Linked DNA regions of Homo sapiens: region 1 is linked to region 2. Evidence: read pairs that join two places in POLR2A ChIA-PET (ENCODE). Cell type or tissue: GM12878. All regions are shown on one strand. Links, peaks and the distances in the headings refer to the core of each region. The heading gives the core; the rest is flanking DNA. Region 1 overlaps DYNC2H1 (dynein cytoplasmic 2 heavy chain 1). Region 2 holds the start of DCUN1D5 (defective in cullin neddylation 1 domain containing 5).

What was found. ChIA-PET counts read pairs that join two places held together with the same protein. Peaks named below come from ENCODE experiments on the same cell type or tissue, not always from the same donor. Only the 100,000 strongest peaks of a DNase experiment are listed, where the experiment ranks them.
Region 1: POLR2A ChIA-PET joins it to region 2 with 10 read pairs; 2 of 35 experiments call an interaction of 5 or more read pairs at or near these places.

The regions. Positions count from the first base shown.
Region 1 is chr11:103,210,456-103,218,455 of GRCh38, forward strand. DYNC2H1 (dynein cytoplasmic 2 heavy chain 1) reads left to right here. Exons shown (of 89, transcript NM_001377.3): 54 at 1,334-1,488; 55 at 5,266-5,403. Among named protein-coding and RNA genes, the nearest start is that of DYNC2H1, 110 kb to the left of the region's middle. In GM12878, for the core only: no CTCF peak of the experiment used is centred there; no DNase peak of the experiment used is centred there.
Region 2 is chr11:103,084,726-103,102,189 of GRCh38, forward strand. It overlaps DCUN1D5 (defective in cullin neddylation 1 domain containing 5), which reads right to left and starts at 7,435. Exons shown (of 8, transcript NM_032299.4): 1 at 7,062-7,435; 2 at 4,502-4,593. The coding sequence starts at 7,147. RefSeq lists enhancers at 6,555-7,172, 7,173-7,790, 7,720-7,769, 7,840-7,889 and a silencer at 6,735-7,029. In GM12878, for the core only: no CTCF peak of the experiment used is centred there; a DNase peak (open chromatin) is centred at 7,506; H3K4me3 peaks cover 3,367 bases; H3K27ac peaks cover 977 bases.

The sequences.
Region 1 (8,000 bases), core at 1-8,000, 120 kb after region 2:
TTAACCATCTAATAATCAAATATTTATTGAACTTGTTTTATACTGTACTGGGCTGGATATTAGAGATCACTTGGTAGCTCATAGTCCAGTGATAGTGAGAATTGTGTTATATATAAACATAAATTTCTGATATAGCAAGATAAGTGATAGTAGAACTTTCTATGAAATAATTGGAAAGTAAAACTTCAGACTAGCAGATATTATAGGAAATAGACATTGCCCAGACGGGCAGCTTGAGAAAGTCATTCTGGTTAGAGTGAGTAACATGGGAAAGGTTTGGAAAAGTGAAACAGGCATCTTATGAAACTATAAATAGCCTAAAGGGCTGAAACATAAGATGTATAAATAAGTACTAGATGAAGAGGGAGGAAAAGGTTGGCATGGTCAGGTAATGAAGAGCTTTCTGCATTATGCTAAGGAGTTTGGATTCTAACTTGCAGGTGATAGGGTATTATTGAGAGATTTAAAAGGAGATTTTACCAGAATTTCATTTTAGAAACAAATATCTTTATATATCCCTTTCTTCAGTTATTGGAAAATAGATTGGTAATAGGAGAAACCAAAAGCAATTACATCACTTTAGAAGTTTGTTGTAGTAATCTAAGAGAGACAAGATGAAGGCCTAAACCAAAGAAGAAGTAATAATAATGGAGGAAGGAATGGACTTGGTGGATATTAGGAGGTAATCTAAATGAGACTTGATGATTATGTAATGGCTGTGGCACACAAGAAGAAGAAAGAGTCGAGGATGTTTTTTGGGTTCTGTCTTGGAATATTCATTACAAATTGATTTCATTCACTGGGGCAGGGAATACAGATGCAAATTGTGTCGGTGAGAGGAATATAATGTGTTTGATCATGGATATATTGAATCTAGTGTGAACTTATTCTTAACTTTTTGGCTTTTGAAGTCTTGTTTCTCCCTGTATCAAATGGGAGTGGATAGGTATTTTGTGTATTGCTTTTCTGTTCAGCAGATTGTATTTAGCTCACTTTTGGATTACTGTACATGTGTTATATAGTCCCAATTAATTTATATGTTATGACAACATGTAGATTTATTTTTCTTGCAACAATAAAGATGTTCAGGGGAAATATATAACAATATATAGATGCTACTAAAACTAGAGAACTCAAAATTCCTAAGGAAGATGGGAGCTGTGAATAGTTGTCTAGGAATGCCTGTGCATCTTTAAGCAAAGATGCTATCTCATATTTATAACTATATAGCATGGAAGTATCTTGTATAAAATAACTATCATTAGGATATTTTCTCTTATTTTTAATGAATCATACATATAATAAGTTATTTTTATTTTCTATTTTTTTCTAGTTGATCCTGATTTTCTAAAATCATTTTTATTAATCCATGAATCTTGTAAAGCATATGGTGCTACACCAAGCCGATACATGACCTTTTTACATGTGTATTCTGCCATTAGTAGTAGCAAGAAAAAGGAATTATTAAAAAGACAAAGTCATTTGCAGGTATAGTATTGGTAATCTTGAATTATTTTATCTATATATAGGAAACAAGAGTTTTGTAAATCACAATGCTATGTTGCGGGTGGCATATATCTGGTATTAATAAATGTACTGTATTAAAAGCCTTGGAAAACAGTCTCACTTTCCTACCTATATTGCCCTGTAGGTTTTAGTGATGATTTGTATTTTTTTTAAAATTCAGTGGTTATTTCTTTTCTTCGCTGGTTGGCATTTATGGATTTTTGATAGCTTATGGTACTCTCTTTAAGAGTCTCTTTCACATGAAAACATTTTTAGAAATTAAGAAAACTCTGTTATTCAGCATAAGATGATACAGTGGACTTTGGGGACTTGGGGGTAAGAGTAGGGTGGGGAGGGATAAAAGGCAACAAATATGGTGCAGTGTATACTGCCCTGGTGATGGGTGCACCAGTATCTCACAATTCACCACTAAAGAACTTATGTAAGCAAATACCACCTGTACCCAATAACTAATGGCAAAATAAAATAAAATAATAATAAAGAAAAAAGAAAACCCTGTTATTAACTGAAACATAATATCCAAGATTATATTTTATAATAACCTTTAAAATTAAGATTATATTTTATAAAGTAATGTTTTCATCCATGTCACCTCACTTAGTACATTCTGAACAGTTTTCTTTCCGTATTTCTTTAACTATAAAGCTTTAACTTAAATGTGACATTAGAATGTCAGCCTCTGAAGTTGTTAGAGAACATTTCCTCTCTAAAGTTTTAGTTTCCCTTTGTTAGGGTAGTAAAGTAGGCTCCATCTTAATTGACATAATTATCTTAATCATTTCTAATGATTCACTTTCATTTATATTAAGGTACTAACTATACGGGCTTTGGGGAGGGTTAATTTCCTGATTTAGTTCTCTATGGTACTTTGGATAAATCACTTTAACTTACTGTTTTGCAGCTTAATTGGGTCAATGGTAGTTGTATGTGAGTGTATTAGATAAAATTCATATGGAAAAAACTTAGCTTAATACCTGTACTTTATGATGGGTGCTCAATAGTTATTAATTACATTCCTTTTTTGCCATTACTCTTTCCCCAAATCTTCTGATTTGTTAGGTGACAAAAACATGATAGAAGGTAAAGAATTTTTTTCATGTACATCCCTGGGTTCATTATTCTGCTGTTTGCACAGTAGGATGGGGTACCATAATGGCCAGGCCAGGGTGAAATGTCTACTCAAAATGCAGGTAAGGCAAGTGAATGACAGCCCACCAGAACCATATGTGAGAAAGTCTCTTACAAGAAAAATGAATATTAGACAGACAAAACCAAGTCATGTCTACTATAAAAAACAGTGACTCTTGAGTCCTTTTTCCCAATCAGTGAGACTAAAATTAGAAAAGGTTTAGTGAGTTACCCCTTGCTTGCTATTTTCTCTCCCATCTAATGTAATGGTAAAAAGTGTTTTTTATTAAGTTCAGTGTTTAAACTATCAAATATGTATTTATCTGTTTAGCTTTTCTATGATGCTTTTTTTTAAGTCTTATGGATTTATTTTAAAATGTTATATATAATGATAATTTTATTGATATTTATGGGGTACATGTGATATTTTGATTCATACAAGAATGTGTAATGATCAAAGGGTGATTAGTGATGTTGAACATTTTTTCATATACCGTTGGCCATTTGTGTGTCTTTTAAAAAAAAAAAATCTATTCAGATCCTTTGCCTGCTTTTTAATGGAATTCTTTGTTGTTGTTGTTCAGTTGTTTGAATTTCTTGTATAATCTACATATTAAGCCTCTTGTCAGATGAACAGTTTGCAAATATTTTCTCCCATTTAACAGGTTGTTTATTCACTCTGTTAATTGTTTCCTTTGCTGTGAAGAAGCTTTTTACTTTAATATAGTCTCATTTTTCTATTTTCATTTTTGTTGCCTATGCTTTTGAGGTCTTAACCATAAAATATTTGCCTAAACCAATGTCCTGGAGCATTTCCTCAATGTTTTATTCTAGAAGTTTTATAGTTCCAGGTCTTTTGTTTAAGTCTTTAATTCATTTTGAGTTGATTTTTTGTATATGATGACAGAAGGAGGTCTAGTTTCATTCTTTTGCATGTGGATATCCAATTTTCCCACCACCATTTAATGAAGAGGGTGTCCTTTTCCCAATATATACTTTGCTGAAAATCAGTGGACTATAAATACATGAATTTATTTCTGGGTTCTTTATTCTGTTCCATTGGTCTGTGTGTCTGTTTTATACAAATACTGTGCCGTTTTGGTTACTGTAGCTTTGTAGTATATTTTGGAGTCAGGTAGTGTGATGCCTCTAGCTTTGTTCTTTTTGCTCAGGATTGCTTTGGCTATTCAGGCTCTTTTGTGGTTTCAAACAAATTTTTGGATTTTTAAAAAAATTTCTGTGAAGAATGTAATTAGTATTTTCACAGATATTACATTGAATCTGTAGATTGCTCTGAGTAGTATGGCCATTTTAACAATACTAGTACTTCTTCTTCTTTTTTTTTTTTTTTTGAGTAGGAGTCTTGCTCTGTTGCCCAGGCTGGCATGTAATAGTGCGGTCTTGGCTCACTGCAGCCTCCAACTCCTGGGTTCAAGAGATTCTTATGCCTCAGCCTCCCGAGTAGCTGCGATACAGGCAGGTGCCACCATGCCTGGCTAATTTTTTATTTTCAGTAGAGATGGGGTTTCATCATGTTGGCCAGGCTGGTCTGGAACTCCTGACCTCAAGTGATCCACCCATCTCAGCCTCCCAAAGTGCTGGGATTAGAGGTGTGAGCCACTGCACCCAGCCACAACAATGCTAATACTTTTGATCCATGAGCATGAGATGTCTTTCCCTTTTTTTTTTTTTTTCCTATCTTTTTCAATTTCTTTCATTGGTATGCTGTGGTTTGCCTTGTAGAGGTCTTTCCTCTCCTTGGTTCACTTTATTCCTAGGTGTTATTTATTTTTTTGTAGCTGCTGTAAATAGGATTGCCTTCTTAATTTCTTTTTCGGTGAGTTCATTATTGATGTATAGAAACATTGCTGATTTTTCTGTGTTGATTTTGTATCCTGCAGCTTTACCGAATTTGCTTATTACTTCTAAGAGTTTTTTGGTGGAGTCTTTAGGTTTTTCTAGATATAAAATCATGCCCAGCTATAAAGAGGGACAATTTGACTTCCTCTTTTCCAATTTGGATGTCTTTTGTTTCTTTCTCTTGCCCGATTGATGTGGCTTGGACTTCTGGTACTATGTTGAATAGGAGTGGTGAAAGTGGGCATCCTTGTCTTGTTCAGTTCTTAGAAAAGGCTTCCAGCTGTTCCCCATTCAGTGTGATGTGGGCAGAGGGTTTGTCATTTTTGGACTTTATTATGTTGAGGTATGTTCCTCCAATGCCTAATTTTTTGAGAGTTCTTGCCTTGAAGTATGTTGAATTTTATCAGATGTGTTTTCTGTGTCTATTTTGATGATTATCTGGTTTTTGTCCTTTGTTCTGTTGATGTGATATATTATGTTAGCTGATTTGCACATGTGGAACCATTCTCTGCGATGCTTTAAAATTTGTTTTTCTTTAAAACCTCTGTGGGATCTTTAACTACATCTTAATGAGTATCATGTGAAATAAATTGTTATAATTAGCAATAAGAAAAAACCTAAGTCTACTTGCTACTGTTTTGTATATACACACTTAACATGTTTGCTTGATTCTTTTCTATAGGGCTTTATTTACTGTGTGTGTAAAATTCCTTTTTTAAAATATTGCCGATCAATATTTTATTGATGTAGGCTGGTGTATCTAAACTAAATGAAGCTAAAGCTCTTGTGGATGAACTGAACAGAAAAGCTGGAGAACAAAGTGTGTTACTTAAAACGAAGCAAGATGAAGCAGATGCTGCCCTTCAAATGATCACAGTGTCAATGCAGGTAATGTTTAGAGTGACCACAAAAATGAAAACAATATGGAGAGCATTTATGCCTGATAGTCAGTGAAAAATAACATTTTCACTTAGGTGGATTTAAAAAATATTGCTTATTCATACTGAGTCAGACTGATATTATGTCCTTAAGCTTTTGTGGAAGGGCATGGTATTTTCCTATATTGTTTAGACTGATCACTCGGTGCACTCAGTTGACCATGTGCAACTTATGTAAACTCTTTTTATATTTTAAATTGGCATGGATCTGTCTGTAACTGATTTTATTTCTTATACTCTGCCATTTAGGTTGGTATTTCCTTTTATTTTTCTTAGAATTCTCTCCTTCAGGCTTTGAGAGTTTTCCTTGCTTTTAATTTTCTCAAGATTTATGAAATGTTTTTATTCTTTCAGTACTTTCATGATGTTTTGTATTTTGATTATACATTTTTTGAGTGGTTGCCTTTGTTTTGTTGAACCCTTTCAAGGGAGATTTCTCTGAGTTCCTTCTTTGCCCCAGTATTTTATGTCTGCATGCTCTTTCAGGATGATCTTGTTCATTATATTGCTCTTACTACCAGCTACATATAACTGTTTTCAAATTCATCTTTTTTATTCTTTATCCTAACTCCTCTTATTAGCTTCAGACTTGCTCAATTACTGGCAGGGCATGGTCACTCATGCTGTAATCCTAGCTCTTTGGGAAGCCGAGTGGGAAGATTGCTTGAGCCCATGAGTTTAAGGACCAGCCTGGGCAATATAGTGAGACCTTATCTCTACAAAAAAAGTAAAAATTAGTTGAGTGTGGTGGCACGTGCCTATAGTCCCAGCTACTCAGGAGGCTGAGGTAGGAGGATTGCTTGAGTTTGAGAGGCAGAGGTTGCACAACGAGCTGAAATCATGCCACTGCTCTCCAGCCTGAGTGACAGAGCAAGACTCTCAAAAAAAAAAAATTCAATTTTATCTGTTAAACATGTCTTCTTGGAAGTCTCTCGGGCATTACAATTTGAAACAGGTTCAAAACTGAACTTATGAGTTTTCTTTCCTGTATTTCTTTCCTCAGATTATGGTACTATAATATACACTAATTATTTAAGACAGAACTTATAAATTATATTATACTGAGACTTTTGTTACCTTATCCCTTAATGTAATGAGTCATTAAATTCTGTCAATTTTATTTCCCTGACTATGCCTCAAATATGTTTCCCCATCTCCCTCTTGGTAACTGTTACCTTGTCAACTAGGCACTAATCTAATGCCTCTTTTATGAAAATTAACTTTAATATTCATCAGACTAATGTATATATCTCAATTAAAAAGTAAGTGGCATGAAAAATCAACAAAGTTATGGGAGTTAGGATTTCTTTTTTTTTTTTTGAGACGGAGTCTCGCTCTGTCGCCCAGGCCGGACTGCGGACTGCAGTGGCGCAATCTCGGCTCACTGCAAGCTCCGCTTCCCGGGTTCACGCCATTCTCCTGCCTCAGCCTCCCGAGTAGCTGGGACTGGGACTTAGGATTTCAAGAGTCACTTTTCAGTAATCATAAGGCAATCTGATATTACTGTAATATTAGGCATAGAGATCACTGGAATGTGGTCGGTTGATTTTACACAAAAATGCCAAATAAATGGGGAAAGATAGTCTTTTTGAAAAATGGTGCTGGATATTTAGATATCCAGGTAGAGAGAGAAAAAGCCCAGAACCTTTACCTTTTAACTTACACAAAAATTTACACAGTGTGGATGATGGATCTTAGTGTAGAACATGAAATTATAAAACTTAGAAGAAAACACAGGAGAACATCTTTATGACCTTGGTGAGGCAAAGACTTGTTTGATGTGATATCAAAATAGAAAAAGAAAATTGATAAATTGAATTTCATCAAAATGAAAACTTCTGCTCTTTGAAATAAATTCCGAAATGAAAAGGCAAGTCACAGACTGGGAGAAAATATTTACAAAACATATATTTGATAAAGAACTTCTATTCAGAATTTTAAAAATACTGCAACTCAATAATAGCAAAACAAAAATCCAGTTTAACATGAACAAAAGATTTGAGCAGGCCATTTATGAAAGAAGACATATAAAGGGACAGTAAACACATGAAAATATGCTTAATTTCATGATCATCAAGTAAGTGTGAGCTAAAGTCCCAGTGATATGCTGCTACATATCCACTAGAATGGGTAAAATAAAAAGACTGAAAACACCTCAGTCTAGTATGGCAAGGCCGTGTGGAGCATCTGGAACTCTTATAATTGCTGGAGGAAATGAATAATGCTACAGTTACTTTTCAAAAGTTTGACACAGTCTCATAAAGTTAAACATATCTTAGTACATCAGCCAGCAGTCCCACTTTCAGATTTTTAGCTGAGAGAAATGAAAACGTGATAAATCTTAGAAGCATTACACTTAAGCGAAAACAGCCAGACACGAAAGACTGTATACTGTATGATTCCTTTGTAAGAAATTATAGAAACAGCCAAACTATGATAGAAATCAAATTAGTGAGTACCTGACCTGGTAAGTAATACATCAGAAAATGTAAATATAATTTTTATACTGGAAAACTTTAACATATTTTTTTCTCAAGGTATTTTGGA
Region 2 (17,464 bases), core at 4,334-12,333:
ATGCCTGTAATCTTGGCACTTTGGGAGGCCGAGGTGGGATTATCACTTGAGCCCAAGAGTTCCAGACAAACCTGCACAACACAGGGAGACCCCATCTCTAGGGAAAAAAAAAATAGCCTTGTGTGGTGGTGCCAGTCTGTGGTCCCAGCTACTCAGGAGACTGAGGTGGGAGCATTGCTTGAGCCCAGGAGTTTGAGGCTGCAATGAGCCATGATCACGCCATTGTACTCCAGCCTGGGAGAGAGCAAGGCCCTGTCTCAAAAAAAAATAAAAAATAAAAAATTAAGGGAAAAGACAAACGGTTTTTTTAAAAGCCACGATGTAAATATATTGTAAATTTTTCTAAAGCATCAAGAAAACATACTTGCTCTCAAAGTTGCCATTAGTGATTCAAAGAGAAAGCTTTAGAGGATGTCTAGAAACATCAGCATAAGCTAGGAGCAGTGGCTCACGCCTGTAATCTCAGCACTTTGGGAGGCCGAGGCAGATGGATTACGAGGTCAGGATTTCAAGACCAGCCTGGCCAAGATGGTGAAACCCTGTCTCTACTAAAACTACAAAAATTAGCCAGACGTGGTGGCAGGTGCCTGTAATCCCAGCTACGCAGGAGGCTGAGGCAGGAGAATCACTTAACCTAGGTGGCAGAGGTTGCAGTGAGCCGAGATTGCGCCACTGCACTCCAGCGTAGGTGACAGAGCGAGACTCTGTCTCAAAAAATATAAAAAATAAAAAAGAAATATCAGTATAGCCCCCCTAGAAACTGGAGGATTACTTGGTGATTACTAATTAAAATTTGGTTAGAAGCAAGTCAAATGAGATTACATAGAGATATAATACCTTATAACTTAGATAAGGTCTGTAAATGTTAACTGACTTTGCCAAAGTGATGTAAATAGTAACAGATCTAAGTCTAAAGCGAGGTCTGTAACTAATGTGCTTTCCCCGGACTGCAAAATGTTAATCCTTCCAATACCATTGCTTCCAATCTTTCTAATAAAACTACTCTCTGGGTAAAACCTCTGGAGCTAAATTTAATTAACTCTTTTGGACAACTAGGTTTCCACTCAATTGAAGAAGCTATAGAAATGATTTTGTTCATACTATGAGTTCACTCTACTCCACCAGCTAGGTACTATATTAGGACTATGCAATTCCAACCTTATTTTTTGACTCTATGAGACTTTAAAACTGCCCTTTCACTTTCCATGTTTTCAATTACCATAGGCCAGTATATTACTGAATCATTAATTTAAATATCACTCAAGAATGAGGTCTTGTGAAAGAACAAAACCAACAGCCTTATCACACATAATACCATAGTAACAAGTTTAGTGATATTTTCAAAACTAAAAGAAAAACACCATCAATTTCCTGATTTCTTTATAACCATAAAGGAATGTTCCTAGCTATATCTGCAAGGCCTAATACCATGCCAGCCATAACAGATGCTTAGGGGGAAAAAAAAAAAATTCTCAGTGACACAGCACCTTCAACATGAGCTACGTAAGAGTCATTAATTTTGGAACACTGTAAAAAACACACAACCAGTAAATCTGATGCTGTAATGCTATTACTGTTTTAATAATAATAACATTTGAGTTCTGACTATATACCAGGTATTGTGCTAAGGGCTTTACATGTATTATTCTCAGTAGGCAAAATTATTGGCTTCATTTTAATACGGACATACCCATTTCAAGACAGAACAGTTACTGTTTATTTGGCAAACAAATGGTTCCTCCCTAATCAGGTCTCTGCACAAAGTGGTCTCCACAGAGAGGCCTTCCCTAATCACTCTATCTGAAAGTCCATCTAACCCTTCTTTCTTCTCTATTCCTGAACCTCACCATATTTATTATCCTTATAACTCCCCACAATCTGTACTTATCTTGCCTACATACCTGTTTACTGACTGTCTTCCTCACCAGAAGGCAAGTCCCCCAAAGGCAGGGATCTTGTCTGACTTGCTCAGCACTATATATCCAGCACTCAGCACAGTGCCTGACTCAAAACAAGTGCTCAATATTTATTGAATGGATGACAGAAATTAACCAAGAGTACCAATATTTTCTTTGCAAAAGTGAAAATTAGCTTAAATAAAAAATAAACATAAAATAATATCTATTATAATAAAATGTTTATAACTATATATAAACATTATAAAATTTAAATAAAAAATACATAAAAGCATAGTAGTTAAAAGCATGGACTTTAGAATCAGAAGGACCTGGGTTTGAATCCTGGCTCTTGTCACTATATGATCTTGGGCAAATTAATTAATCTAAGTCTCAGTTTTCTCATCTATAAAATGAGGGTATGGCCAAGCACAGCAGCTCATGCCTGTAATCCCACCACTCTGGGAAGCTGAGGCAATTAGATCACTTGAGCCCAGGAGTTGGAGACCAGTTTGGGCAACATCGTGAAACCCCATTTCTTTTTTTCTTTTTCTTTTTTTTTTTTTTTGAGGCAGAGTCTCACTCTGTCACCCAGGCTGGAGTGCAGTGGTGTTATCTCGGCTCACTGTGAGCTCCGCCTCCTGGGTTCACGCCATTCTCCTGCCCCAGCCTCCCAAGTAGCTGGGACTACAGGCGCACACCACCACGCCCGGCTAATTGTTTGTGTTTTTGGTAGAGAGAGTGTTTCACCATGTTAACCAGGATGGTCTCGATCTCCTGACCTCGTGATCTGCCTACCTTGGCCTCCCAAAGTGCTGAGATTACAGACGTGAGCCACCACACCCGGCTGAAACCCCATTTCTACAAAAAATTTAAAAAATTAGCCAGGCGTGGTGGCACATGCCTATATTCCCACCTACTAGAAAGGCTGAGGTGGGAGGATGGCCTGAGCCCAGGAGCTCAAGGCTGCAGTGAGCCATGATCACAGCACTGCGCTCCAGCGTGGGCGACACAGTGAGACCCTGTCTCAAAAAATAAAGTCGTAGTGGGAGGTGGTGATAATACTACCTACTTAATAGAACAGTCACAAGAAAAAATAATATACCTGGGACAATTCCTGGAATAATGCAATTATTATGTTGGCTATTAAAAATGCTAATATAGTAAACAAATGTTTAATTAGAATCTTACACTACCTAGGAAAGTTCCTAGTTGAGGCAAATATTTTCTATTTCTATTGTATCTAGTAACCTTTATAAGTGAAATAAGATGGGTGACCTTTTGATTATATATCATTCATACCAGTAAAACTGGCATTTGGGATAATGGGTCAACATTTTAAATGGAGGTCAGTAAGAAATGAATTCCCTTCATTTAAATTGGGTTAGTGGTTGTCTTGGGATGCCAGTAATAGCATTTATTTCTGGTCTAGAAAGAATCTGTTCTGTTACTAAACAATTTTAAAATTGTACTTTGGGATCACTCAGCTGATTCCAACAGTAAAGTTACTGCCCCCCTTTCAAAATAGTCTCACATTCCATACAATTAGCCTAAACTTATACCTCAAGTTCAAAGTATACTACTTTAGACCTTAATGTGGATGAGCACTAAATATAAGGCAATAGCTACATATACACTTCCATTTTAAACAAACATTTTGAGAATGATAGTGATTAAAAGAAGGAGAAAAAAAAGTGAAGCAGGTTAAAAAAAAGGAAAAGGAAAAGAAAAAAGCTTTAAAATCAATAACTCCAAAAAAACAAAACTATTCTAAGGGGAAAAAAATTCCATATATATTTATGAGATAGTATAAGTGTTCTTTTGCATATATTTGCTTAACTCTTCAGCCCCATCTCTGGCTGGCTTTGACTTTCGCCTCTAAAACACAACCCCATCCTGGGCCTAGGGCTCTTCATCCACCAGTTACAAGATTTAGCTGAGGTTAAGTTAGCTCCTCTAGAAAACTCCCATGACACTTTAAAAGCTGGGTTATATATCCCTCCTATGAACTCTCACAGTGTATCTTCTGAATATAGTATTTATCACACTGTATTAATATCAGTCTATTTATTTTCTTACTATTGCATCTCTAGTAGAAGTGGATGGCTAAATGATAATTGTTAAAAAGTAAATGTGTTGTACAATTATAACTGAGGGGTTTAAATCTTTTACTATGTCTCCCCAAAAGTTTCAGAAAATGTTAGTTCAGAAAAATTTCAAAAAGAGAATATTGAATAGAAATGTTTTATTATGTACTTTGTGTTTTCCACAATATCAAATACAAAAATGTTTTATTGTGTACCTTTTATTTTCCAGAATACTACTTTAGCCAATAGATGTAAATAAATGAATCTTTGTTTACACGTTTTATTAATAGTAAATGAGTTCTTCCCTCCCAGTAAATATATACCGAATATATATTTAAAGAAATATCAGCCTAAATTGGCAACAAATTTTTAGTCTACCCACAATCTTCAGTCCTGACCCTCATCCCAGTACACAGCACTAACACATAGCAGGCCTGTAACAGATAATTTGTTAAATGAATAAGGCAAATAAACTTTTTAAAGCATATGACTAGTATCTTCTTATATTAATTTCATTACCTGCATATTCATAAAACCAAGCCAGGCACTTCTTGCTTGAAAAATGTTCCTCTCCACTTATTAGTCTAGCAGGGGGTTGGGATCTGCAATAGCTTAGAAAACACACAGACGCCTAAGATTTTTATCACATCTCAACTCTTAGAGAAAAACTAAGTTCAAAATTAACAACTTCCATTCACATTAAACAAAGGTTTTTTTTTTCTTCGGTTGGCATTGTTGGAAAAAAACTGAAGTTGTTAAGTAATTGCAACTTGAAACAGTAGTCTATACATAAGAATTATCGGCTAACAAAACCCAAATACCTTTTCACTCAGTATCAAAATCCAAAAATATCAGTAAGTTATTTCCGCACATTTTAAAAGACTACAAAGAAGTTCAACCTAGTAGGTGGGAAAGTATAAATATTTATTATGATTCTATTGATTTGCATAGAAATTCTATTTGTGTGTAATAGATAAATATTTGAAAACAAACTCTTACAAAGTATATTTTGATACTTAATGAATCAATATTTCAAAATAAAATGTTATATTAAGAGTTGTTTTATCACCTAAGCTTAAATAGATTTTTAAAGATAAATGATGACTTAGGACCTAAGGGTATATTAAATTACACAGATTTAAAAAAAACAACAAAAAAACACTAAAAGTTAATAATAGTCCAAATAATTGGGACAAGGCTATTTAATCCTAGGTTCTGTTCATTCTATTTCATTTTTTTCATAAAATCATTTTCATTGTTTTTCATAAAATAACTAAAATTTGGTAAGTTCAAAATGGCCTCTAGAATTTAATGGCCTTCAGAGAAACTTTTTTCAAGGAACTCAAATAATTACCCTACCACAATGATATAGAAATGATAGAACTTCTGTAACTGAGTAAAGTAAGAGTATCATATTTAAAAATTTAAATTGATAGAGCAAAGTATCACCTGAGTTCTAATAATACTGCCTGCTCAGCTATCTTAATGTACTTAACTTAAATAATTTTAATACATTATATACTTAAGATGGCCATGATATAGTACAAAAATGAATAATAATTTGCCTGTATCTTATAAAAATGTGAGCTACTAAAGTAACCATGTCAAATTCTAATGTTGACAAACAAGAGGTGTATGTATCATCGTTCACATTAATAGCCTAATACTCCATAGACTCCTTTACCAAAACACAGTAATGAGGGAAAAAAGTCGACCAATTACAAAAAAGAAGATGCAGACTATGTAAGTCATCTACCTCACAGTTTAAGCAGATCTCTCTTTAAGGAGAGCTCTATCATTATTTCCTTCTTATAATCCTGGCTACAGTCTCCTTTCAATAGTAGCATCTGAAGTTGTCATATCAAGTGCCAACCATTGATGAAAAGGCAGCTAATATGGTTATTTTTTAAAAAAGCATTTCTCAGTCGGGCGAGGTGGCTCACTCCTGTAATCCCAGCACTTTGGGAGGCCGAGGCGGGCGGATCGCGAGGTCAGGAGTTCAAGACCAGCCTAGTCAACATAGTGAAACCCCGTCTCTACTAAAAATACAAAAAATTAGCAGGGCGTGGTGGCGGGCGCCTATAATCCCAGCTACTCAGGAGGCTGAGGCAGGAGAATCGCTTGAACCCGGGAGGCGGAGGTTGCAGTAAGCGGAGATCGCGCCACTGCACTCCAGCCTGGACAACAGTGGAAGACTCCGTCTCAGAAAAACAAAACAAAACAAAAAAACAAAAAAACCATTTCTCAAACCAAAATTGCAGTTTTTTTGTAGCATAAATTTTGCTGTGATGCCTCCATGATATGCTACAAGGGGATCAAAGAGCTACTACTATATAGTTCTGCCTTGTCTTCTTTCTTACCAGTAGGACAGAGTACAAGAGCTCACAAATTATTTAATTTATGCTGAGAGCTAACAGCGTCCTGAATGCTAGAAGACAAAAAGCATGCAGGGCCTTTCCAACTCTGCACACAGGGACTTGGCATAGGTGAGGCACTATACTTCCAGAAAATGGGGCTCCTGCAATTTAAAAGGCCTCCTGCTGGGACCTTCCGGGTTAGGCCACTCCAAATACTAAATATGGAGGCCAATTATAGCATACAAGTTTTCCTTTCTACCATTCCCAAGACAGTTGTCAAGATTCCTTATGTTCTGCTTTCTTCACACTCTACAAAGAAATTCTAGAAGTGACCCTTCTGCGGATATGTACTCACTTCTAAGTCTAGAAAAAGGCAGAGGAGCGATACGGGAGTAGGGGATCGAGGGTCGGTTGTGGGGTGGGGGTGGGGGTGGGGGGAAGCGCAATTTACATATGCATCTGTTCCCCACCCTGCAGGGCACGTAGACTCTTAACGTGGGCGGCTCTTCTAGTCTCTCCATAAACGCCAGCGTGCACACACTCGAACACGAGGTCGGGTCGGGCGCGGAGACTCGCGGTGTTCGGCACCTACAGCCTAGCTCGATCAAAGGGGCCTCACCTGTCTCCAGCCCCAGCCCGGCAGGCCGGGCCCGACTCCTTTTCCTCCAGTTGTCCAGCAAAGGAGGGAGGAGGGAAGCTTGAAGGGTGGGGGGAGATGGTACCTGGAGATTTTACACTTTTTGAGGCCTCCGTCTTCCGCTACTGCTGCTGCCACCCCAGGGGATTTTCTCTTCTTCTTCACCGGCATCTTCCGCCCTCCCCGGCAGGGTGGGCAGGGGAGCCGGGGAAGGGGGTCCCTGTCCGCTGGAAGCCCCTCAGCGCTGGCACCCAGTTCCCAGAGACAGCAGCAAGCGGAGGAGCAGAGTCGCCAGCCCGCACCGGCGCGGCCCAGCCCGGCCGCCGCCCGCTCCCAGGTATCCTCGTCGTCTTTCTCTGACCGGGACAGGGCTGGCTCCTCGCCGGTGGACACTGCGGTTCGTTCTCACCGGGAGGAGATAACGCGGACAGCGCGGCAGCTCCACCAGTCACAGCAAGCAAGAGGCTCAGCCTAACCCGGAGGCGAATCGCTGAGGCCCGGAAGTGACGCAATCGCGGAGCCGGTCCCGGGAAGGGGCGTGGTTCCGGTTAGCCTCTGCCACTCGTAGGTAGGCCAGGCAGAGCGAAGCTGTCTGACCCGTCGACTGCGGCAGTCCGCGGAATTCTTGTATCCTGTCCAGGGTATCCTGACCTTTCTCATGAAGCTTCTACCGCGCTCTGATGCTGGCAGTCACCGCCAAAAAGTGAAACTACTAATACTTTGCAGTTGACGTTAAAAACAACCTGGTAAAGTAGACCAAGTTCCACTTCTGAGCTCTTCCACACGATAACCTCACCTGAAGTGTTCCCACCCCGTAAATGCATTGTCACCCTGTGTCTTGCGTGTTTTTTTTATGGGCCTGTGATCAGCCACCCACTCCCCCTTCTCCCTACCTTTGCATATCACTTTGTCCTGTATTGAAACTTAGCTCTGCCATTATTTCCACAGAGCTCACCTCTCCGATAAGAGACAGTAGGTGACTGCGACTCAGTAGAGAGAAATTTGGGGGACAGTTCTAAGGAACCTCCCCCTAGACCCAAAACACACTGTAATCTATTCATCTCCACTTAGGTGGAAATACTGTTTTTAAATAATGGTTATTGTATGTAAAGACATAGTAGAAAGTCGTTAGTAATTCTGTTGGTAAAATAATCTCTGCAAACCAACTGTGATGGGAGAAGACTAAAAGTCTTTGAGTAATAGTTGAAGTGGTTCCTGTGAAACTACCCTCACAATGGCACCCTAATCTGGTCAATCCGAATATCATATTTCCTTAGTGTTATTAATTGGTTCAGGATGGACACATACTCAGGCCAGGCCAATGAGTGCCAATGACACAAAATTGAACCACCAGAAAGCAATTTTATTTCCTATGGATTTGAACCAGAGAAGGTATGGAGAATGAAGCCAAAACTCAGAAGAGACTAGTATCAAGCAGAAAAATAGAAAAACCAGGATGTGATTATATGATATGAGCCCAAAATCCATGATATGCCCTGGAATTTTCACTTATGTGAAGCAACAAATTTCACTATTTTGCATATTTAGTTCAATTCTCTGTTACTTAAAACCAAAAGAATGTCAAAGTATATGATCCTTCAACCCATTTAAAAATGCCTGAGGCCAAAATCAAAACAGAATCAGATAAAGTCTCTAAATAGAACTACCATCTACAAAAAGTACAGGACAGAGGAACATGTTAAATACCCAATGCAATCAGCAATATCTAGACGTCAGAAAAGTCTACAGGACAATGACCCAAATTCTGCAACAAATTATTAGGACGAGAGGAGAGAGAAGGAAATTAAAAGACTTAAAGGATATGTCAATCATTTTCAGTATGCAGTTCTTATTTGAATTTGACTCACACAAACAGTTTAAACAATATGATAACATCTCTGTGGCAATTGGAGATGTTAATGCTGGCTGGATATTTGATGAAATTCTAGAACATGTAAAACTTACTTATAGCAATGGCATATCAGTGACACTTGGGGACAGGGATGGAGTAAGCCGGGGAAGACTGACTGCAAAGAAACACAAGGGAACTTTTTGGGTAATGAACATATTCTATGTCTTGATTGAAGTAATAGTATATATACTTGTCAAAATTCATTGAATTGTACACTTAAAAATTGATATTTTTATGCATATTCTTCCTAAATAAAATTTATATAAAATGTGCAAAACAAAACACAAAATAAATGATAATGACAAAACTATTAGAGATAGCCAAACTTATTTCTTCAACTGGTGAGCTGCAAAAGCTAAACAGCCCCTTTTCCCAAGGAGGACCAAAGAAATGGAATAAAACCTAAAGGATAGAAAGAAAGATCTCAGAGGATGATGTTAAAGGGGTGTCCTTCCACAGAGTAGAATCAGGGCCTGATCAAAGAGTAGGGAATTTCATAATGCCTGTCTTGCAGGCTACCAGCATTGCTATAGACCAAAGACCACTGCACATCTCATCTTCTGTTCTTTTTTAAATAGGAATTTTTTTATTGTGATAATTGTGTCCCTTCTTCACCATTATTTATTGGGCGAGAGTGGGAAGTAGATTATTGCTTCTTAGTTCATAGGCCATTGGACCATAAGGAATCACTTTCGAACTAAGGAAGACCCCACTATACCTGGAAATCCTGGACATTGAGCTGAATGCAGTAACTGGATAGGAGCTTACTCACACCCATAGAATACTCTGAGAAAAAGACAAAAGGCTGGATCTATGTGTGGTATTCATTTAGTCTATCTATTCAAAAAATATTTAATCATCACTTCAACCAGGAGCTTTACTGGGCTTAAGAATATAAAAGGCAGACATGACTCCTGCAATCATGGAGCTGCCAGTCTGGAGGGAGAAATACAGTCATGCACCACGTAATGACATTTTGGTCAAGATGTGCATATGCGATGATAGTCCCTTAAGATTATAATACTGTATTTTTACTGTGCCTTTTCTATGTTGAGGTATGTTGAGATACACAAATACAATTGTGTTAAAATTGCCTACAGTATTCAGTACAGTACCATGCTGTACAGGTTTGTAGCCTAGGATCTATAGGCTGTACCGTATAGCCTAGATGTGTAGTAAGCTATATCATCCAGGTTTGTATAAGTACACTCTGTGATGTTCACACAATGATGAAACTGCCTAATGACACATTTCTCAGAATGTATTCCTGTCAATAAGCAATATATGACTCTATGTATGCTATCTGCATTTAAGAGAATTATATGAATAGGAATTAGGGTTCATAATCTATGCTTGTCAATGATATTAAAGGGATGGCAATTTCTGGGTCATGTAGACCATTCTCATCCATCTACCTCTTCATTCTCTTGTCTGGTCAGTACCTACTGCTACTGCCAAAACTCCATTCCCAAAAGTTGGCTCTTCATCATCCCAATTACTCTCACAAAGGGGCATATTGATAGCCTTGCTACCTATGAGAAGTATAGAAATGCCTAGTTATGTGGCTTTAATATTTTCCGCTGCTCACCAATGCATACATAGTACATGATTTTGCATCAAAAAGATGCCTCTAATACAGAAACAAACTATGACAGAGTACTGTGGCTCTCTGGCGTGCAGTAGAATTTTTTAAATGAAGGTAATGACAAGGAAGGGAGGGATGAAGTAGTTACCTCAAGCAGAAGCCTGTGTGTTCTGGTTTCAGATCCAAAGAAGACACTCAAGTGACTTTAGGAAAGGCAGATAATTTCCTTTATCTTTCATCTTATCCTACTATTATACAGAAGGATGTAGGAAAAAAACAACAATAATAATACTTATGCTGAATAGGGAAGTAATTAAGCAAGAAGACTGAGACCCAGTTCTATTATCTATTTGGCATCTTGGTCACATATACATCCCTTAGCTTTTGGGAGTTATAAAACAAAGCCATGAAAAACATCTTTTAAAATAGTTATATCTCTGTCAAGGTATCCAAAAATAGTACTCTAAGATGTGTTAATTTATATATTCCGTACATAGTTTAGTTTTTCTTAACACCTCTTTAAAATAGGACTTTCCTACTTGGGAGAATAACAAGCAACACAGACATTAAGTGATTTATGGGATGCCGCGTTATTGTGGTCCTGGATCTGTGCAGATGCTCTCCCTTCCATATATTAATGTTGATTTTTAAAACAGCATTGTAGTTAAAAATTTTCTGAAATGTTTTCATGCACATAAATCTACAGAAAGATAACTCTAAGAGAATAGTAGAAATGGGATGTCAAGACAGGATTTTTTGTTTTGGCATTTCAGTATAGCCTACAAGAACTCCTTGTGTTTTAGAGAGGCCCAGAGGTGCAGAACTGTGTAACACATGACACTTACCCCCTACACCCTAAAGCGGTGTGCCAGACCACATCAATTTTAGCTTGGCTGTGACTGTGGTTCACTCTGGGATCTAGACTGAGGGAACAGTCACTACCTAGAACACTGCTTGTCATCATGACAGAGAGAAAGAACAACATGGTAAATCCCATGCTGCCTCTTGAGGATTCTGCCCCGAAGTGACACATTAATCCTGTTCAAGTCATATGGCTACACCTGAGGTCACGAGGGCAGGAATGTATGATCCCCCTGCAGAGAGAAACATCAAGTAAAGGTAAATACAGCCTACTACAGTAAGAGACTGGACTGAAATTTTGTTCAAAGCATAGGGAAAAATGAGTTCACAGTGCAGTTTTAAAGAGGCAGTAGGAAAAAGCATAAGATTGGTTTCAGCTTATACCTCACCGTGGCAGTTTATATTCTTCAAAGGTGGTCACAGCAATATCTCTCATCCCACATATTCTAGAAACTTACCATTTCCTATCAAAAAGTGAAGTCTAGTTGAAAAAAAAAATCAATATTGGTTCATTCATTGTGGGAAATGTACCATACCAATGTAAGACATTAGTAATAGGGGAAACTGGGTGTGGGATATATGAGCAGTTTCTGTAGTATCATTGCAATTTTTCCACAAAATTAAAACTCTTCTAAAATAAATTATTAAAAAGTCACAGTGAATGGGAAAAAATAAAATTTAGAAAATAGTAAAGTACAGGAAGAAAGAGTAATGATTCAAAGGAGCTGCCTAGGTTGGATGCTTTTGGAAAGGTAAGAATCGAAAAAATTCTGGATGTGGGATCATAGGTAGAAAGCAATGTCTTGTATATCAGCTGGCCAAGGACAGAGCAATTTCAACTTGAAACCTAACCAGGAAGACTAAGAACAAGTGCTCAGGTGGGAAATTGTATTAAGCAGTACACCTGATTTGCTTTCCCATATGTGAATATGTACCCCAAATGAAGAAAAGTAGTTCAGGCCAGGTGCCGTGGCTCATGCCTGTAATCCCAGGACTTTGGGAGGCCGAGGTGAGTGGATCACTTGAGGCAAGGAGTTCGAGACCAGTCTGGCCAACATGGACAAAACTCTGTTCCTACTAAAGATACAAAAATTAGCCGGGCGTGGTGGCGCATGCCTGTAATCTCAGCTCTGCGGAGGCTGAGGCAGGAGAATCTCTTGAACCTGGGAGGTGGAGGTTGCAGTGAGCCAAGATCATGGCACTGCACTCCAGCCTAGGTGACAAAGCAAGACTCTGTCTTAAAAAAAAGTAGTTCACAGAACCAAAATTACTGGCAGAGGTTGTATTGTTTTGATGACTTGCTGAAGAGAACTCTCTTTTTGTTTGGATGAGATGGTAGAGAAGACCAAAATTGAATGGAGACAGCTTGCACTGGGTATGTTCTTAAGTGTAGTTTCCTAATTTTGGTATTTGCTGAATAGGCATTTATCACACTATACACTTCCAAGACTTAACATTGGAAAGTGGCATAGTGTAAAGGGTTTGTTAAAATAAGAACCACCATTAGACTGATGAATTTCCTTTTTAACTTTGCAAACTTGATAAAACATTTAACCATGTTGTGACTCAGTTTTGTTCTTTGTAAGATAAAATAATAATACTTGCCTTGTCTGACATCACAGCATTGTGGTGTTGAAAAAAATGAGAAAATAAATGTTAAATAAATGTTTTGATAACAATGTTATCAAAATTGCTAAAGGGTACAAAACCACGTATCAGTTGAGGTCTTTAGAGTACATTAAACAAAAATCAAATTCTATATTTAGCAAGAGGATATATTTTGAAGCATTTTACAGAATCAAAGGAAGGCGTTGCAATGAAGGAGATACGTAAAAGGAGTGAGTTGTCTTGGTTTTTATCCTCACCCAAATTCTGATAATGGAGCTTTCTTATCTATATCACTACCACCTTTTTGATGACTTCATCTTTAGTTGCAGGGATATTAACAATAACCATGTTTTCAGCCATTGAAAATAGGGTCATCTACACTGGGCAGTTTGAATGGGATTCAGCAAATTCTTGGGCCATGGCTATGCATGACTTCTTTGGAAAATCCATAGGTAACATGTGAGCAGTTATGGAAAGCCACTGGTGAGGACCACTCAGCACAGAGAAGATCAGTTCACATGATTGCAGCAGAGGCAGTTATTCTTAGAAAGGCAGTTAATGGTCTGCAAAGAGTCGGACATTTATTTGGCACCCACCTTGCTCTCGTCTCTGACAGTGATAGTGTTGGTGTCTCTTGATGCTGATGCTGCTCCTCATTATGTGTTCCTCAGAGGCCTATTCCCTCATCTCTAGTTTCACAACAAAGACCTCTTCCAAGTTCAAGCCCTATCCAACTTTTGAACTCTATTTCTAGCCAAGATGACCTTCAATTGTTATGGCATAGCATCTGTGATCTTCCTCTTTCAGGGCCTGAACTTGTAATTTGCAAAAGCCTTCTTGTTTATAAAGAAAACATAGCTTATGAGAATCAACAGTTTTGGTTTAAATAGCATTTTTTAAAATATTGTGGTATTTCAAGAGTATGTTTTTAAAGTAAATAGTAAGCCAACTATATTTCTTTCCATTTCTGATTTACAGTTTATAATTTTCTTTTAGATAATGACACTGACTATAATGATCATGAGCAAGAATATAGAGAAAACAAAAATAGAACAAAATATAACAATTCTTTCAAGATATTATCTCTCTATAGGCTAAACAAGTAGAGAATTCTTAGATAACTTCACTGAACTCTTTCACATTTCATATGCAGTTAAGGCTTCCACTGCACATCCTTCTGATACAACCTATACTTAGGACCAGATGCATAATTTGTGGGACTCAGAACAAAATGAAAATGCAGAGCCTCTTGTTAAAAAAATTATGTAGTGCTCTGTGAGGACCCATCATCAAACCAACTGAGAGGCCTTTTTAAGCATGATGCCCTGTGACATTGCACAAGTTGCATGTGCATAAAATCTGCCCTGCATACACTTTAAAAACAAGTCAAGGCCCGATTGACCTATAGGTTCATTCAATGGAACACCAGATTTGTAAAGCACACTTAGTCAGAGAATGATATGTGTTGATAAAGTCATTCTTTCCTATTCCAGGGTACAATAAAGATTACATTTCCCTCACTTGAACCCGGGAGGTGGAGGTTGCAATGAGCTGAGATTGCACCATTGCACTCCAACCTGGGTGACAGAGCAAGACTCTGACAAAAAACAAACAAACAAACAAAAAAAACAAAACATTTCCTATCCACCCTTGAAGTCAGGAATTGCCATATACATCTGCTGCATGAGACTTCACTCTTTACCTGTCAATCAACCAGATTTAAATAACCCAGGAGATAATTCCATAGTCCTAGGGGATAGTGGAGCTACAAAATGGAATAGGTCTAGATTCCTGAATCATCACATGGAAGACTGCCTGCCAAGTACCACATTGAATTGTCAGAAGAAGGAGAAATAAAATTCTTACGTTAAGCCACTGAAATTTGGGGGTTGTTATAATAACGTTTGCCATACCTTGATTGTATCTGTCAGGACTAGGCTATGTTACAGTAACAAACACTAAAATATCACTATGCTTATCGTAACAAAAGTTTATTTCTTGTTCGTGGTAGGTTATTGAGAAAACCCTACCCATCCAAGCTACTCAGGGAGCTAAACTGATAAAAACACTGTCTTGATTTATGCTTCCATGATTACCATGACAGTGAGAAAGAACTATGGTAAATCATATTGGCGTTTAGTATTTTTGTGTATATGTGATATATTACTTCTACATAGATTTCAGAGATCAAAGCAAGTCATAAGATCATACCTATCTTTAAAAAGAGCGGAGAAGTGCCAAGAAAGAGGAAAGCCAGAAACATTTGTTAGATGACAGTAACAACTACCACATGAATATAGATGTTGGTGCTTAGAATGAAGATGCTGCATGCAGAAACTTAAAATATGTTGTATAGAATTAGTGGTCATGCAACAGGCAGCAAAGAAACAGATTAGTAGGTTGATTATCTAGAGATTTTTAACATGCCTTGTTAAAATATTCAGTGATACTTCCCAATGAGAAGTAGAAGAGAGACCATTAACCTAGTAAGAATCTAACTCTATGGAAAATAGCTAGAGGCAGAGTGATAGTGTGTATTGGCTACAGTTGTCTGCCTTTAGCAAGATTTACAAGAAAAATATGAGCTCTGATGAGAGCTGGTTAATCTTCCAGAAAGAATAGAAGGATACTGAGGAATCCTAGAGATCAAGGGTCTCTCAGGTTTAGAGAGGCTGACTGCTCCTAGTTTCTAAGTAATAAGAGATAAGACTGAAAAAAAGTTGTAAGTGATAAAGGCACTGAAAGATCTCTCAGTTAATAAAAGTGATAGAATCTTTGGGTAAAGCTCAGACTAAGGGTTTTAACCTTGCCGTTTAAACCTATTGTTTCATATAGCCTCAGGATACCCATCAAGTTGAGAGAGGGGGACTTGGGTATGAGTAAGCAAAAAGATCATTCTTTGGAATCATATATAGGAAATAACTAGAATATGGAATTTAGAATATGGAACTAAAAGCAAATACATTCGAAAGCCTACTAAGTTTGGAAAATAATTTTATTGTTAAATAAACCATGTGCCTGGACCAAAAAACACTGATTTTTTGAGCCTTAAAACAACTATCAAGCTCCCAGAGTTTCCCCAGAAGGAAGCTCAAATAACTTAAATTTTTAGTTTGTAGGTTGCTGAACCATCAGGAGCTATATTTCAACCCGATGGAAGCAACTGCATCACATGGATACCTTAGAGATTCCTCTCTTTTCTCTGACAAAGGACTTCCCCAAACGTGTCTTCATTGACTTCACAGCCCCATTCCTGACAAGAACACTAGACACAGCATAGGAATAATTTCCAGTAGTTTCAGTGAATGTGTTCCTTAAAGGTGTAAAATCTCAAATTTCGTATTTGATTAGATATCTTTAGGGATTAAAGGTGCCAAGCCAATGCTTGAAAAATGAGAATTGTAACCTGATCTCTTTTACTTTAAATTTATCCTGAGCTACCCTGCTGAGTAGGTTGACACTGCCTAATTTTTGATGTTCTATTCTCATAGCAACAAGCTGTGATGTCAGAGAGTTATTTTATCACAGAATCTATCCAAAAAGATGCCAGGCTGTGAAGCAGAAAGTTCTGATTTAATTGCATGTTATTCAACAATCATTTTATGTAAATAAAAATGGAGATGGAAAAAAAGACTCAACAATTTATGTGAACATCTTTATTAATAGTTGCCATGGTGTAAAAAGCTTTCCCTTCAGCATTTACATCAGTGGGTACGTATTTCTTTTTAAATGACATTAAAGGACATTCAGGCAAGACTACTTCCTGCAAATAACAGATAAGCTAGATAATGCACACAGTAAAGAAAGCAACTTCAAACCATCTAAATGTATAACTAGCATCATCATAGAGGAAAAGATTAACTAGTAATGTGATTTGAAATTGTTTATATTAAGGGCCTTAACACAGTTTTACTAGCATACTTTTTTATCCTGAATGGCAAAATTAAAAGCAATATCTTTACCAGACAAGTAATTATCACATAATCTGGTGTAAGTGCAACAAATTTCATTAAGACAGCATTACATAAAGCAGCTTTACAAACCTGCAAGCCTTTTGGGCCTGGTAGACCATGTAAATTAGTGAAATGGCCTGGGTGTAAGACAACGGGGTAGGTGGGTACCATGGCTGAAGCCAAGTGCATGCCCTATCTGCAGAAGTCTGGATGGGTTAGATTAGGCCAGAGCAACAAAGAAGCCAAAGAAGCTCAGTTGTTGAGGACAACACAATTTTCTTGCTTGTTCATACTACCTGTTAAAGGTCAGCTGGAGACTCTGTTCTTTGTCATTAGTGCAGCCACTGTCTAGAACACTACTGGTTACTGTGGCAGAGTAAAAAGAAAGAGCACAGCTTCTTTGGCTTAGTGAAGCAGTATTTGTTTTTGTTAATTTGAAAAACATTAGGCCAGGCACGGTGGCTCATGCCTATAATCTCTTCACTTTGGGAGGCCAAGGTAGGCAGATCATTTGAGGTCAGGAGTTCAAGACCAGCCTGGCCAACATGGTGAAACTGGTGTATTCTCTA